2 separate regions of the Homo sapiens genome follow, and region 2 is linked to region 1. Evidence: chromatin loops called from intact Hi-C (ENCODE). Cell type or tissue: Caco-2. All regions are shown on one strand. Each heading gives the region's core, and the rest is flanking DNA. Links, peaks and the distances in the headings are about the cores only.

Region 1 (7,530 bases), core at 1,474-6,473:
GTTGCAAGAAACAGTTGCATGGGGGGAACATCTTTGAGCAGCTGTAGGTAATAGAGATGCCAAATGATGATTGCAATTCAGAAGCCCCATTTTGAGCACTTGCTCCCCACTCACATCCGTGGAGTGGCGCATTAAGCACTTCGCTGGGACTCTCCCGCAGCGTGCTGCACGTGGTTCTTGAAAGCTTGATTACGGTCTACAGCAGTTGGGTGATTGCTACTGAAGGCAGGCAGATGCCTGGTGACTTCTCAGGGTGGGCTGTCCCCAGTGTGTTTTATGACCATGCAGAAAGGAAAAATAAGGAATTTAAAAAATCTTCTTTCAAAAGATATGGATTCTTATCGGACTTTCATTCCTTAGTAAAGTTGCATTAAACCCAGAGACATTTATTCTTTAATTTTCCCTATTCTCTCATATGGAAGGTAGGAAGAATTTGCACTCAGGCCCCACTGAAAGATAAGTGCCAGATTCACTCCTGTCCTCCTTTCCCTTTTGGTTTTCACATCCTTATTCTGAGCTAACCACATCACGAGCACATCTTTACTGCTCAACTGAGTTCTCCTGAAGCATTATAAAAAACAAATCAGTTACATGTTTTAAATATCCGTTGGCAAGCATCATAGCATGGCTCTTAATCTGAGAAATAATTTTAATTAAACTAAAAAGAGGTAAGTCATTGAACACACAATAATTAAACAGCAGACTGTGCTGTCAGCAAAACTGGGCTGGCTCTTGCAGGATTATCAGAGGGACTGGCGTTGTCATGTGATGTTTTGTGACTCTTCTACAGTCCTACCATCAGCTCTCGTGAAGAGGATGCAGCGAGCCATTTAGACAGTTGGCCAAGAACAGTCTGCTAGACAACTTTCCTCATTGCATCCATTATAGAAGCTGATCAGAAGAATTCTCATTTTCCTTGAGCGAGGTTCTGTTTCCTTTGAACAATGGTTTGCTCACCCACTCTGTTCCTTTCACTTCCTCTTGTGCTGTTTGTGATATCCACACACTATGGATAAGATTTAGGTCTAAACGGATAAGGAAAAAGACCTGCTTTCATATATCAATTCTATTAAGAGTATGGATACTGCTCAAGTACAGCACATAGAGCCATAGCTTTGCAAAAAACTTTTATTATCTGTTGACAATTTTGCACACTACCTAAGAGCTGTCAAATAAAACAGGCCAATTTTTATCAAACTCCCAAAGTGGAACAGAGACCACAACAACTTTAGAATCCCTCAGCAGACTGTTTCAGGAATCTAAAACCCAAGCAAACCCTTTTTCCCTGTTTCATATGACGGTGCATCTTAACCCAGCTCCTTTTTACCTACAAAGAAAAACGGTAATTCCCTCTGTGGCGGCATATATATGAAGTCATCCATAAGAAGAAAATAAGAACTTGGTCCTAGACACAAAACAATACGTAAGGAAATTCCTCATGGACTAACACAAGCGGTCAGACACCACACTAGTTGCTTTCATTCCACCTTGTCGAATTCTCACAACTCTGTGATGCTGACGTCATGGTTCCCATTTTACAGATGAGGAAACTGAGACTCCGGGGTGAAAGATACTGTGCCAGGCCCCAGAATTGGCAAGCTGGAAAGCATAGACGTCAAAACAGCACGTCTAGTTATCGGAGGGTGAGGATTCACAATCCAAAAGAAAACTAGGGGGTGGACACACATTTACGTTGCAGTCTTATTTCCCAAGGCGTCATAATTTTCATCACTCTCTTATTGGTTGCAGGAGGAAAAAGGCATCTTCTCCATTTCAGATGTGTCTTTCTGGGTGAAGGGATCTCCATTTGCGTTAACATCCCTGACCCCCTCTGCCACTCACTTATTCCTGCTCAAGGGAGCTGATCCAACTTATGTTGTGAATGGTATGTGAATGGTAATTCCAGGATTGAGAACCGGGCACACGCAGCTCTGCCTCTCCTCTCCTCTTACAGAGAGCACACACCCTGCTCTCCTGCACTGTCTTGAACATGCTGCATGAATGGGGTCTGCCCTCTGCGAAGGTCTGGCCTGACCTAGCACTGACCCATTACCCTGTCTAATTGTGGTGGTCAGGATTAGAAAGCCCACCAGCTCACACAGCTATACATATTCTCCAGTATCAGCTTCATGAATGACTCAGGTGATGTTTTGGTCTTCCATTTGCCTAATGGGTGGTCTTACTGCTCAGTTAGGTAGTAACTTGGGAAAGGGAAACTGTGTTATTTGATAGACCTCTTAAAACCCAAACATCTCTTTACAGGTTAACGAACCAACCTGTGCTTAGATTTCTCTAGTGAGAGTAAAAAGCTCTACGTTCCTCAAGTCTCTGTAATTTAAGAATAACACGGCTACACATTTCATTTCAGTTTGAAACTCATAAACAGATGTGATATGACAGCACTTTATTAGGTTTTGTCCTCTAGATTTGAAAGAGCTCACAGGCCCCATGATGAAGACTAGATCCAGTAAGGTCTAAAGAGAGAGACATGACTCAATGAACACCAAAGCAGACACCCAGGAAACAGCATCCTTTGCTCACCCTGTCCTGGGAATCAAATAAGCCTGTTATGAATCTGAATGTATATTACAAGCAAATACTATTTTTCCAGCTACACGTTCTTCCTTGTTTCACTGTATCACAATAATTTTTTAAAAGCATAGGGATATCATGAAATCCCTTGCTTTGTAGAAGATTCCATTATAAGAGTAATCATTATTGAACCTTTTAGCCCAGATGTAATTTCTTACATGTTACAACAAGTTTGGCACGCATTGTGAATTTCAGCCAAGGTTGATAAAGTTCAATAACTTGGCTAACCAACCATGTGTACTACTCATTATAGAAGTAATAAATAGATTCATCAAAATGGACATGAAAAAGCCATAAGAAAATCGGATGCCATTTCCAGCCTGCCTCATAAAAGCACCTCTTGGACTTTAATATAATTTTATATATAGTTATCACAACTGCCCATCATTCAACACCAGGCATCTATAAAACAATCACCCACCCACATTTGCATGCTGAATAAATTCCAGCTACAAAGGTGAATTCTCTATTCTAGACGTCTCAAAAGTCACATAGAGGTACATGTGCTTATATGTTCAACTCCCAAAAGGACTGACAAGTAAAAAAGGAATCACAGATCGACATGTCATTTTCCCTGCTATTATCTTTTTGAGTCAGTTTTAGTGGAAGGTGTTTTTTTTGTTGTTTGTTGTTGTTGTTTTGTTTTTTTTTCAGTAATACTGTCAGTCTAATTATTCTCATAGCCTATTGGTAATTGAAAAATTTAGTAGAAAGAAAAGAAAGCCTGATTTAGATAAATGTCATGGATAGAAAAAAGAAATCTAAGTTCACAGAATGGAAGAATCTCCTATGATTAAATGTGCAGAAGTCAGTAAAGCTGGCTTCTATAATAATATCTAAACAACATTAACAAAATTGAATTTAGAAGATTTGAATTGAAGATAACTTCAGCAACTGTATAGTTAAAAATCCAGATTCTGCCTACTGTACGTCTTTTATGCTTCTAAAAGGAAACTCAGACTCTATTAGACATTCAAGGAAACTAAAGCTTCCCCTCCTTCTCAGAAAGAAATAGTCCCTCACACTTGGTAAACCACAGTAGAGCTCTAGTGTCAAGCTCTAAACTAAACATGAAAAGGCACGTGGTACATTTCAAACACTGTCATGTGAACACTTTGCTAGGTAAATAACGACTCTTGAGTTGTTGCACGTGGGTGAGTTTTCTCTGCATCCCAAGACGGGAAGCCTGAGGGTGGAATCTGCATCCTCTATTTCTCAGCAAGGCCCCATCTTCATTTACAGGAATGGTGGGAGTCAGGTTTGTCTGTATTGCAGGGACTGCATTGTTATGGCACTGGGATTTTTCAATGCGCAGGTGACACCCTTTCTATCTGTGCATTGCTTCTGCCCTCTCCCGTTCTCACTGTGCCATCAGCACCATTTGTCACCAGAAATGTCCCCAGGCTTCAGTGAAATGCTTTCTTCTGGATTTTCTCTCTTGCGTATCTATCCACAGTGGGATCACCATATGACAATATTACCAATATCCTCACACTCTCCTGGTTCTTTTCACATCTAACATGGAGAAAAACATAGATCAAGCTTTCTAAAACCAACGTTATACTCTTAACAACAAGGAAAATATCTCCTGCCATTAATTGCAAACAACACCTAAATGATCCCAAGTTTGGCCAAATATTGTGAGTTTTTCACTTGCCATAAGCAGCTCATAACAACAGTGGAGTGCTTTATTTTCTCAACAAGTTAACAAATGCCTGATGTTTCCAAGAGCTTAAATACTATAATGGCAGATATTGATGTACAGAAATTAAAGTAAAATATGAAACTAAACAGAGAATGAAGAGATAAGCCAGAGGTGTGCTCTGAATAAAAGAAGTAATGAAAAGGAAAAATTTCATACCAATTGTCATAATAAAAACAAAGGCTAAAGGCAACTAAGAGAAGAGGGGCTCAACGGTTCCCAAAAAGACTTACAGAATAGGTAAAATTCAGCAGGCATTGCGAAGTATTCACTGCACCCAAAAAAAAAAATAGTCTTTGCAAAGTCTGTACTATTGTTGACTGCAATGCCCACCATTAAAAATATGGTTAAATTTCTAAAGAAAGACTTCTGACAGCCATCCAGAAATGCTATCAATAATAGCAGATAGCTTTCTATCACATGGTTTTAAAATAAAGCCATCCTGCTAGCATGTTGACTCTAAAATCCAATGCTAATATTTGAGCAACTAGTAAAGTCAACATTAACAATGTTTGCCATTTCTTATTCGTCACAAGGGTTAGTTCTCCTAACCAACATGAGAAACACAGACACATAGAGCCGTACCATACAAAAGCAATTCTTTAAGGAAACAGTCTAGGTACATTGAAGAAAACACATCTTAGGGATAATACCTGTGCAAGAGGCACAAAATCTCTTAAGAAGATGGAAGGCATCTACAGTCCATTGACTGTAAATTTGGAATCACTTATTTCTAAATGTGACAACTCTCTAATATTTTTCTTCCCTTGCAAGCTCAGCTCAGCCTTGCAGGTATCTCCCTTGCTTTTGTGAGCTAGCTTCCCCAGGATTCTACTTCTACGCATGACATGCAGTCTGGAGGTTCTAGCAGTCTGATTTTTCTATTCATTGAAAGTCATGAGCATTTGTTCCTCAGGGGTTAATTTGAAATTATTTCAGGCCAGGCATGGTGGCTCATGTCTGTGATTCCACTACTTTGGGAGGCCGAGGCGGGTGGATCACCTGAGGTCAGGAGTTCCAGACCAGCCTGGCCAACATGGTGAAACCCCATCTCTACTAAAAATACAAAAATCAGCTAGGCATGGTGGCGTGAGCCTGTAATCCCAGCACTTTGGGAGGCCAAGGCGGGCAGATCACTTGAGGTTAGGAGTTCAAGACCAGCCTGGCCAACATGGTGAAACCCCGTCTCTAATAAAAATACAAAAATTAGCTGGACGTGGTGGCACACACCTGTTGTCCCAGCTAGTTGGGAAGCTGAAGCAGGAGAATCTCCTTTACCCAGGAGGTGGACCTTGCACTGAGCCGAGATTGAGCCACTGCACTCAAGCCTGGGTGACAGTGCAAGACTCCATCTTTCAAAAAAAGTAAAAATAAATAAAATTTTCACTTTCAGGTACTTCTCAGTTTAAACATAACACGCGGATAAGGTTTTTTAAAAAGCATCCTTTGAAAAGTTAAATATGATTAAATTCTTCAATCCAAACAAGACTAGCTTTATAACCAGTAATACACGGCATGTAGAAGTCACTCCCTCAAGGTTGATGGTGAGATCTTAATTTGGCTAACCCTTCCATTTTACATAATAAGAAGTAAAAAGTTTGCTTGGAATTTGTAGATCCAAATACCATCCAGAAACATGACCGCTTTCCCTGCAGCCTTGACAGAATGTAAAATCATAAGCTGAAGTGACGATTCTCTACTTCATGTTCAAATACTGTGCTTTGCAGCTGCCACCCCATTTGAGAAGCTGGGAAATGGAATGGAGCAAATAAGAATTATGGCAATTATAAAACCTCCCTGGTATAGATTGTCAGATTAATAACCAGCATTAGCAGAGCTCAGCTACACCATCAGCACGTGAGAATCGAAGAGCCCAGAGCTACAGGGCTAAGTCGTAACAGGAGCAAAGCAAAGAAGCCAACTAAAAGAAACCCAGCCAGAACTGTAAAAGAAATCTGCCCACAAAATAAAATGGGTAAGGCTGCCACTCAGACTAGCTACTCATTTTTAGCACATACCATCTCAAGAGTACATAAACTGCTCAGGTTATAAGCATGGACTGGACATCAAGATACTGGATGACCTTTTAAAAAATCATCACATGGCCGCATACGTATTAACAAAAGGCAAGCAATGGAAGCGTGATTAATATAAATTACAGAAGAAGCAATTAAACTTGACCACAGATACACACATTTGTTCAAGCTGATGGTGACTCTGCACTCACTCCATACCTACTGTAGATTTTGCTTTTCTTTATAGTTACTCAGAAGATGCATAATTGGAAATAAAGGTTAAGAAAAATCAAGGCCGGGCGTGGTGGCTCACGCCTGTAATCCCAGCACTTTGGGAGGCTGAGGTGGGCAGATCACGAGGTCAGGAGATCAAGACCATCCTTGCTAACACGGTGAAACCCCGTCTCTACTAAAAAATACAAAAAAATTAGCCGGGCGTGGTGGCGGGCACCTGTAGTCCCAGCTACTCGGGAGGCTGAGGCAGGAGAATGGCGTGAACCCGGGAGGTGGAGCTTGCAGTGAGCCAAGATAGCACCACTGCACTCCAGCCTGGGCGACAGAGTGAGACTCTGTCTCAAAAAAAAAAAAAAAGAAAAAGAAAAAGAAAAAAGAAAAATCAGAGACTAGTAGTAAGACTTAATGAGAGTGTCATTCAAAATAGCAAAAGTTCTTTTTAACTTATAAGAACATATTTGCTGTTAGATGTTTCCTCAAGTATGAAAAAAAAAAAATCCTTGCCAGGCGCGGTGGCTCACGCCTGTAATCCCAGCACTTTGGGAGGCCGACGTAGGAGGATCACGAGGTCAGGAGTTCAACACCGTCCTGGCCAACATGGTGAAACCCCATCTCTACTAAAAATACAAAAAAAATAGCTGGGCGTGGTGGCACACACACCTGTAATCCCAGCTACTCAGGAGGCTGAGGCAGGAGAATCGCTTGAACCTGGGACGTGGAGGTTGCAGTGAGCCAAGATCGGGCCATTGCACTCCATCCTGGGCGACAGAGTGAGACTCCATCTCAAAAAAGAAAAAAAAAACATTTTAGTATCCTGTACTTTTAAATACAAATAGAAATACAGAAATAATTAGAAACTACCCAGAGTTTCGCCAGATGTGGTGGCTCACACCTGTAATCCCAGTACTTTGGGAGGCTGAGGCAAGTGTACTGCTTGAGCCCACGAGTTCAAGACCAGCATGGGCAACATAGCAAGACCTCATCTCT
Region 2 (7,530 bases), core at 1,316-6,315, 120 kb before region 1:
ATGATTTAAACATTCAAAAAAAAACTTCGAATATCAATAATTTCACTTAAAGCTTCACATCATATTTGATTAAAACCAAATATTTATGAATCAATAAAAATTTCATACTTTCATTATTACTTGTAATTTATATTTAAATTTTAATCAATAACTTTTTTTTTTTTTTTTTTTTGAGATGGAGTCTTACTCTGTTTCCCAAGCTGGAGTGCAGTGGTGTGATCTCGGCTCACTGCAACCTCCACCTCCCGGGTTCGAGTGATTCTCCTGCCTCAGCCTCCCCAATAGCTGGGATTACAGGCACGCCACCACACCCAGCTAATTTTTGTATGTTTGGTACAGACGGGGTTTCACCATGTTGCCCAGGCTAGGTTCAAACTCCTGACCTCAAGTGATCCACCTGCCTCAGCCTCCCAAAGGGCAGAGATAACTAATTTTTTTTTTTAGATGGAGTATAGCTTTGTCACCCAGGCTGGAGTGCAGTGGTGCAATCTCGGCTCACTGCAACCTCCACCTCCCAGGTTCAAGTGATTCTCCTGCCTCAGCCTCCCAAGTAGGTGGGATTACAGGCACCTGCCACCATGCCCAGCTAATTTCTTTTGTATTTTTAGTGGAGACAGGGTTTTACCATGTTGGCCAGGCTGGTCTCAAACTCCTGGCCTCAAGTGATCTGCCCGCCTTGGCCTCCCAAAGTGCTGGGATTACAGGCCTGAGCCTGTAATGTAAATGAGCCTTACATTTTTGTGAATTTATCTGGCTTCGATCTTTCAGGCTGCTGACCTTTGGATGGGGTCTTTGTGGGAACTTGTTTGTTAGTGATGTTGTTGTTTTCTGTTTGTTTCTCTTTTAACAATCAGGCCCCTCTTCCCAGTAACACTGCTGTAGTTTGCTGGGGGTCTACTCCAGACCCTGTTCACCTGGGTCCCTCCCACACCAGGAGGTGTCACCTGTGGAGGCTGCAGCACAGCAAGGATGGCTGCCTGCTCCTTCCTCTGGGAGTCTCTGTCCTCAAGAGGCATCGAGCTGATTCCAGCAGAAACGCTCCTGTGTAAGTTCTCTGGCAACGCCTGCTGGGAGGTCTCACCCAGTCAGAAGGCACGGGATCTAGGATTCATTTAACGAAGCACTTAGTTTACATTTCTGTAAACTGCATAGGATTTTATCCTATGCAGTTTAGATCATCATAAAATAACTCAATTGTTAAATATTTTAAGTTTTTTAAAAGTCTATAAATAATATAAGCATAAACATCACTGTACATAAATTTGTGGATATATCTTTAAATATTCCTTTACAATATTTTTCTAGATATGAAATTCCTAGGTAAAAAAAAAGTTTATAAAACTTTTGATAGAGATCTCCAAATTATATCTCAGAACTATGAAAATCAATTGTTCTTCCCATCCACAGTATATTAGAATGCCCACTTCTATACTTCTCAACCTTGTGTATTAATAGTTTAAACCTAAGTTAATTTTACATTTATAAAAATGGGGTCGAACATGGTGGCTCATGCCTGTAATCCCAGCACTTTGGGAAGCCAAGGTGGGTGGATCACTTGAGCCCAGGAGTTCAAAACCAGCCTGGCCAACATGGTGAAACTCCATCTCTACAAAAATTAGCTGGGCATAGTGGCGTGTGCCTGTAGTCCCAGCTAGTCGGCAGACTGAGGCAGGAGAATTGCTTGAACCCGGGAGGCAGAGGTTGCAGTCAGCCGAGATTGTGCCACTGCACTCCAACCTGGGTGACAGAGCAAGACTCTGTCTCAAAAATAAATATAAATAAAAATAAAATGGAATACAGTCTCTCTTCTAAATTGTGTCTTCTCTGCTAATAACTTTAAACATTTTTCAAATATCCCTTGGTCTTTTGTATCACTTTTTAGAGTTTTGCCAATTGTCCCATTATTTGTTTGTTTTATTTGAGCTTGGTGATTTGAAAGAGCTGCTTACTTATTAAGCAGATGAACTATATGAACAGACAGTTTTTTAAAACTCTATTTCTAACTCAAACACATACTTACAGAACTAATTCAAAATGGTGCTTCTTTTATTAACGTGGTGCTAAATTACTTTATGAGTTCTTAAAGATTCTTATTTTTGGCACGTCTGAGGTAAGGAATGAGAAGTTCTCTGTTTCCATATGCGAGCACTAGTAACACTGTTTGCAGGCCAAACACATGTTTAAAGCAGGCAGGGAAGTGAACTCTGTAAAGTGGAGATTTGTGGAGTGTGATAATGAGGCAAGTCGTTATGTTCTAACTGGTCTTAACTGTTCCATAAATGTTTCTTTTACCCTGTAAACTTTAAGGTCAAGATAATATGAGGAGTACTTAAAGTAAAGAAAAGCCATGTGGGCCTTGGCTAGGGAATATGCCCTTTTTTTTTTTTTTTTTTTTTTTTTTGGAGGGAGGAATCTGGAATACTCTTTAACTGTCGAACGAACACATAAAAGTACATTTTCTTCTCTATCATTTTTGCCAAACTCAGAATAAAAACAACTGGGCTGCATCATTCACCTTCTAGGCTGTTCCTAGGAATTCCATGGAACTGTCAAGGCCTCCAAAAGGGTTTGTTTTGTTTTTTAAAGCAGAGCCCTGGCAGACACACCATAAACTTAGCACAGATTACCCCTCGTAGCATCCGAGTGGGAATCTAGTTTTCCAAAGGAAAAGATCATCGCTGAAGGCATTTTAGTTTTCACACCAATGCAATATGTTAATACCAAAAAAGAACATGTTGGCATTAAATCTTCCAGTGAAACTACATTCAGTGTATATAGCCTATTTTTAAATCCCTTTTTAGTCCCACCAAACGGAGAGCAAACAATATACGGTAGAATTTGCTGGTACGTTAAATAAACAGTGGAATTTTTTTGTTATTAATGCTATGATATGACTGGTTTGTTTTTGTACAAGTGGCTAATATGATTTTTAAATCTTCCTTCAAACTTCATTAGGAAATGTGCAATTAATGGAGCCATGTCTCCGAAATAAAATATTTTTAATTATAGGGAGAATATTTTAATAAATGAGCAGCTCAGAAGTCATAATTGTCACACAATTAACAGATTTTCCTACATCATACTTACATACAGTATGAGCTGCATTTAAATATAGTTGTTTTTCTGGGAAACAAAGTTTGTGAGATTTTATATATATAGTCTCTGATTTTTTTAGGAGAAATAAAAAAATATTGGAAACATACTCAGTTCCTGTTTCTAGAAAGAAAAGAAAATCCTATGCAAGAGAGTGGCTATTTGTCCCACGTCACATAAATGAGATAGTACCAGAATCTAAGTCTTAGAAGGCTAAGAGTTTTGAAAGTTATCAAATCACTTTTCCATTCAAAGCAGCAGAGCATGAGTGATAATCGTTTCAAATCCTTCCAAAAGAATAAAGAATCTGGGATCTAATTTTTCTTTTTTTTAAGCCTCCCAATGCAGAAGGAATGGAGATGGAAAAAACCGCTGCGGTAGACATCAGATTCCATTCCTTGGTTTTAATTGCGTGGTTGCAGTGGGGAATGAGGAGAGTAAACAGCAGTGCCTCCCACGGAGCTCCCTGCAGGTTCTCCTTGTAGGAGTGAGATTTTGCTGGTGATTTATATTGTTTGAGACATACCCAAAGAGTCTTGTGTCACTCAATCCCCAGCTCCATCCCTGGCTCGGAGGAGCCTGCACCGCCTCACGGGAGCCTGTAACTGTCAAATGGCATTCCCCGAATCCATCAATACTGTTTGCTGCCAAATAAATACCCTGCTGCTCTACAGGTTGCAAATATTTCAATCATTGTGCAGATCTGCACAAACTTGGAAAGAAAACTCATGCAATCTCATGGCCTTATTTCCCCTTCCTACATAAGAGAAACATACATGCCTAAACCTTCACTTTCCAAATGTTTACTAGAAGATTAGAAAAACAACAGATGACAGGCAATGTGTCAGCCTAGAAGAATCACAAAAATCCTTCTTTAAACAATCTAGTAGCCAGATGAAGACCCCACGCCACGAGCCTGTATGTGGTTAAGAAGTTCATGGGGCGACCCCATTCCTTCTGATTGCTGCGAAATGTAAAAGACACGGCCTCAAGTCCAAAGCCTAATGTGCCATTAAGAGTAGACTGCCTTGGCCTCACCTGAAGCAAATGCATCTAGACCTGTCTGACTCTTTGACTCACAGTGCAGGAGATTAGGGATTCCCTGTATGGTTGTTCAGTCTGTACACTGAACAACTCAGTTGGTCAACATTTACATAGACTACGAAATGATAGAGACTTCTACAGGTATGCAATCACAGATGACAGCTTGTGTGATTCTAAAGGGGGGCGTCTGAGGCAATCTACTACCATTCACCAATGTTCTGCTCTACTCTCTGTTCATGTTTCTGTACATCAACCATTCATTCAGTCATTCAACAAGTATTCACTAAATGCAAATGAAATGTCAGTCTCATCCAATCCTTCAACCACCTTATTTGGCAGACACTATTCTTCCCATTAGTCCCATTTAGCAAAGGACAGTTTGCTAATGACCCTCTCCTGGCCTCAGTTAATTGAGGCCAGGAGAGGGTCATTACATTGCCTAGGAGGGTCACAAAGCTCTGTCCTCCAAGTCTGAGTCCAGTACATTTCTCTCCTGGACTGAGCTACCCAGTTTATTGGAGCAAAAATTTCCTTTCTCACCAATGAATTTAAGAGTCAAGTTCTCAAGAGAAGCTGGAAGGTAGGGTCAGAGAGATTACAGTGAGAAGTGAAGCGGTAGAGGCCAGTAGGTTTAGAAACCAGTGCTGTGGGCTGACAGGGGGTGACAATTTCCAGCTTTGGTTCTCCTCATTTAGGAGAGACATGAAGTCTCATGGTGTGGTAGACAGGCCACACAAGACTGGAAGTCTGAAGTGTGCTCACTTCATGGAGTAAATGTGTAGCCTTGAATGAGTTACTTTTTTTTTTTTTTTTTTTTTTTTTGAGATGGAGTCTTGCTCTGTCGCCCAGGATGGAGTACAATGGTGCAGTCTAGGCTCACTGCAACCTCTGCCTCCCGGGTTCGAGTGATTCTCCTGCCTCAGCCTCCTGAGCAGCTGGGACTACAGGCACATGCCACCATGCCCGACTAATTTATGTATTTTTAATAGAGATGGGGTTTCACCATGTTGGCCAGGCTGGTCTCAAACCCCTTACCTTGTGATCCACCTACCTCAGCCTCTCAAAGTGCTGAGATTATGAGATTACAGGCGCGAGCCACTGTGCCTGGTCGTGATTTACTCCTTTCTTTGAACTTTAAGTTCTTCATCAATAAAATGAGAATAATAAGACCTCATAAAGCTACTGGGAGGAGTACATGGATTTATAAGAACTAGAAAAATGTCTGGCTATTGTGGATGTTCAATAAATGATGGGTATTATTATTATTGACTGTTCTTGGGATGTGTTCTACTTGGGTGTGTCTCTGGCATCTCAAGTGTACGTATTTTCCTAAGTGGGGTGTGTGTGTGAAGGAAGAAGATGCCCTTCTTTTGTGCCTCGCCTTCCCCAAAAGACATCAGGAGAGTAAACATGCCCCCTATAGTGCCAAGAGAGAAAAATGTAAATTCTTTTGGATAAATTAGCTTTTGCAGCTACCTCTCTCTTTGCTATGACTTCTGTTTCTCCTCTGCTTAAGCAACAAAGAGAGAAGTAACCGCAAACGCTAATTTATCCAGCGGAATTTACATTTCTCTTTCTCGGCAATATAGTTTCTTAGTGTCTTCCAAGTTTTTAAATCCTTTAGGTTTATTCATTATGTTCCTTTTTCCTGCTTCTAAAAGGTAGCTGTTCTTGCCCACTGTTTTGGAAGTAAGAAAACCTAGGAGCTGTTCTGTAAGCTCATAAACATAGTGTGCCAGAAACTGACTAGAAGGACAGCAGGGGGACGGGGGATCTGAATGTGCCAAGACAGTTATACCCTTATGGGTTATGGCAAACATTAAATGGTCTAGAAAATCAGAGGCCTTGGAAAAGACTTGTAAAAATAACAATGTGAGAACTTAGCATAAAGGCCAGGAACATGAAAGGGGAAGCCATGGGTGGCACATGTTGGAAACTGTGCTGGAAACACATCCTGAACTGCTCTTGCAAAGTGAGGCCTCTTAAGCAGTTCCTGCAATCCTCCTCCCAGCCCTCCATACCAGGCAGACCAAGATGTGCTCCCAGCCTCTGGGCAGACAGTGGGTTTTCAACAACCCTGACTGGGGCTGAGGTATGAGAGGTGCATATCAGAGCCCCAAGAGGGCTCTTAGAAAGGGAAGTTGGCCAGATGTGGTGGTTCACACCTGTAATCCGAGCACTTTGGGAAGATGAGGCAGGCAGATCGCTTGAACTTGCGAGTTCGAGACCAGCCTGGGCAACAGAGTGAAACCCCATCTCTACCAAAAAATATAAAAATTAGCCAGGCATGGTGGCAGTGGCATGCACCCGGGTGCTCAGGAGGCTGTGGTCCCAGCTACTTGGGAGGCTGAGGTGGGAGGATCACTTGAGCCTGGGAGGTAGAGGTTGCAGTGAGCTGAGATTGCTCCATTGCATACTAGCCTGGGCCACAGAGTGAGGCCCTGTGTCAAACAAAAAAAAAAAAAAAAACAAGAAAGAAAAGAAAAAGAAAAGTGATGGAACAGAGGTGGTGAACCTCTAAGCAAAAAGATAACATGGATTTTCTGGGGTGGGGTGGGGTGGGGATTAATGATCAAGAGAAGAATTCAGCTGGGTGTGGTGGCTCACACCTGTAATCCCAACATTTTGGGAGGCCGAGGTGGGAGGATTGCTTGAGCCCAGGAGTTCGAGACTAGCCCTGGCAACATAATGAGACCTGCCCTCCAACCCTGCCACCAATCTCTACAAATAGTTTCAAAAAAAATTTAGCCGAGCTTGGTGGTGAATACCTGTAGTCCCACCTACCAGGCAGGAGGATCGCTTGAGCCTGGGAGGTTAAGACTGCAGTGAGCCATGATCACGCCACTGCACTCTAGCCTGAGTGACAGAACAACTCATTGTCTCAGAAAAAAAAAAGAAGAATTCTTCACGAAAGACATTAAAAAAGACCATCACACAGAGACCTCTCAAAAGTTATGCTAGCTAAGCCACTACACCAGATTTTCTGAGTAAGCAGCTATGCGATGAGCTTCCCGGTTGCACTCAATTTGTAAGGCAAAATGAAATGCCTGTTGAGTTGTACCAGGGGAATGCGAGGCTGGAGGTGGGAAGTGTATGCCGAAAGCATGTACGTAAGCTTACCACCTTACATTTTTCTTTCCCAAGTCACCAGGACATAGCTCCTACAATTAATCTCTTGGGTTTTATTTAGTAAATTCCATTTTAGTTGAAAGTCATGTTGTTTATGCTGCTCTAAGACTCTTTAAAACTAAATTGAAGGTTTATGTTAGTAAAGTTAAATATCTTATTTCTAATATCCTAAATATATTTACGATATCTTTGGAACACCCATTTGAATCAACCATTAAACCAATACTGTTTGAACAGGTTTGTGAAATCATGGCATTCATGGGT

The links. A loop is a pair of places that touch in the nucleus more often than their neighbours do. Peaks named below come from ENCODE experiments on the same cell type or tissue, not always from the same donor. Only the 100,000 strongest peaks of a DNase experiment are listed, where the experiment ranks them.
Region 2: it touches region 1 in a loop (7-fold over the local background); 1 of 110 quality-filtered maps calls a loop at or near these places.

Annotation. Positions count from the first base shown.
Region 1 is chr16:78,131,398-78,138,927 of GRCh38, reverse strand. All of the region lies in intron 4 of WWOX (WW domain containing oxidoreductase), which reads right to left. Among named protein-coding and RNA genes, the nearest start is that of WWOX, 36 kb to the right of the region's middle. RefSeq lists enhancers at 248-417, 3,891-4,060. In Caco-2, for the core only: no CTCF peak of the experiment used is centred there; no DNase peak of the experiment used is centred there.
Region 2 is chr16:78,253,579-78,261,108 of GRCh38, reverse strand. The region is part of intron 5 of WWOX (WW domain containing oxidoreductase); the gene reads right to left. Among named protein-coding and RNA genes, the nearest start is that of WWOX-AS1, 16 kb to the right of the region's middle. In Caco-2, for the core only: no CTCF peak of the experiment used is centred there; a DNase peak (open chromatin) is centred at 4,174.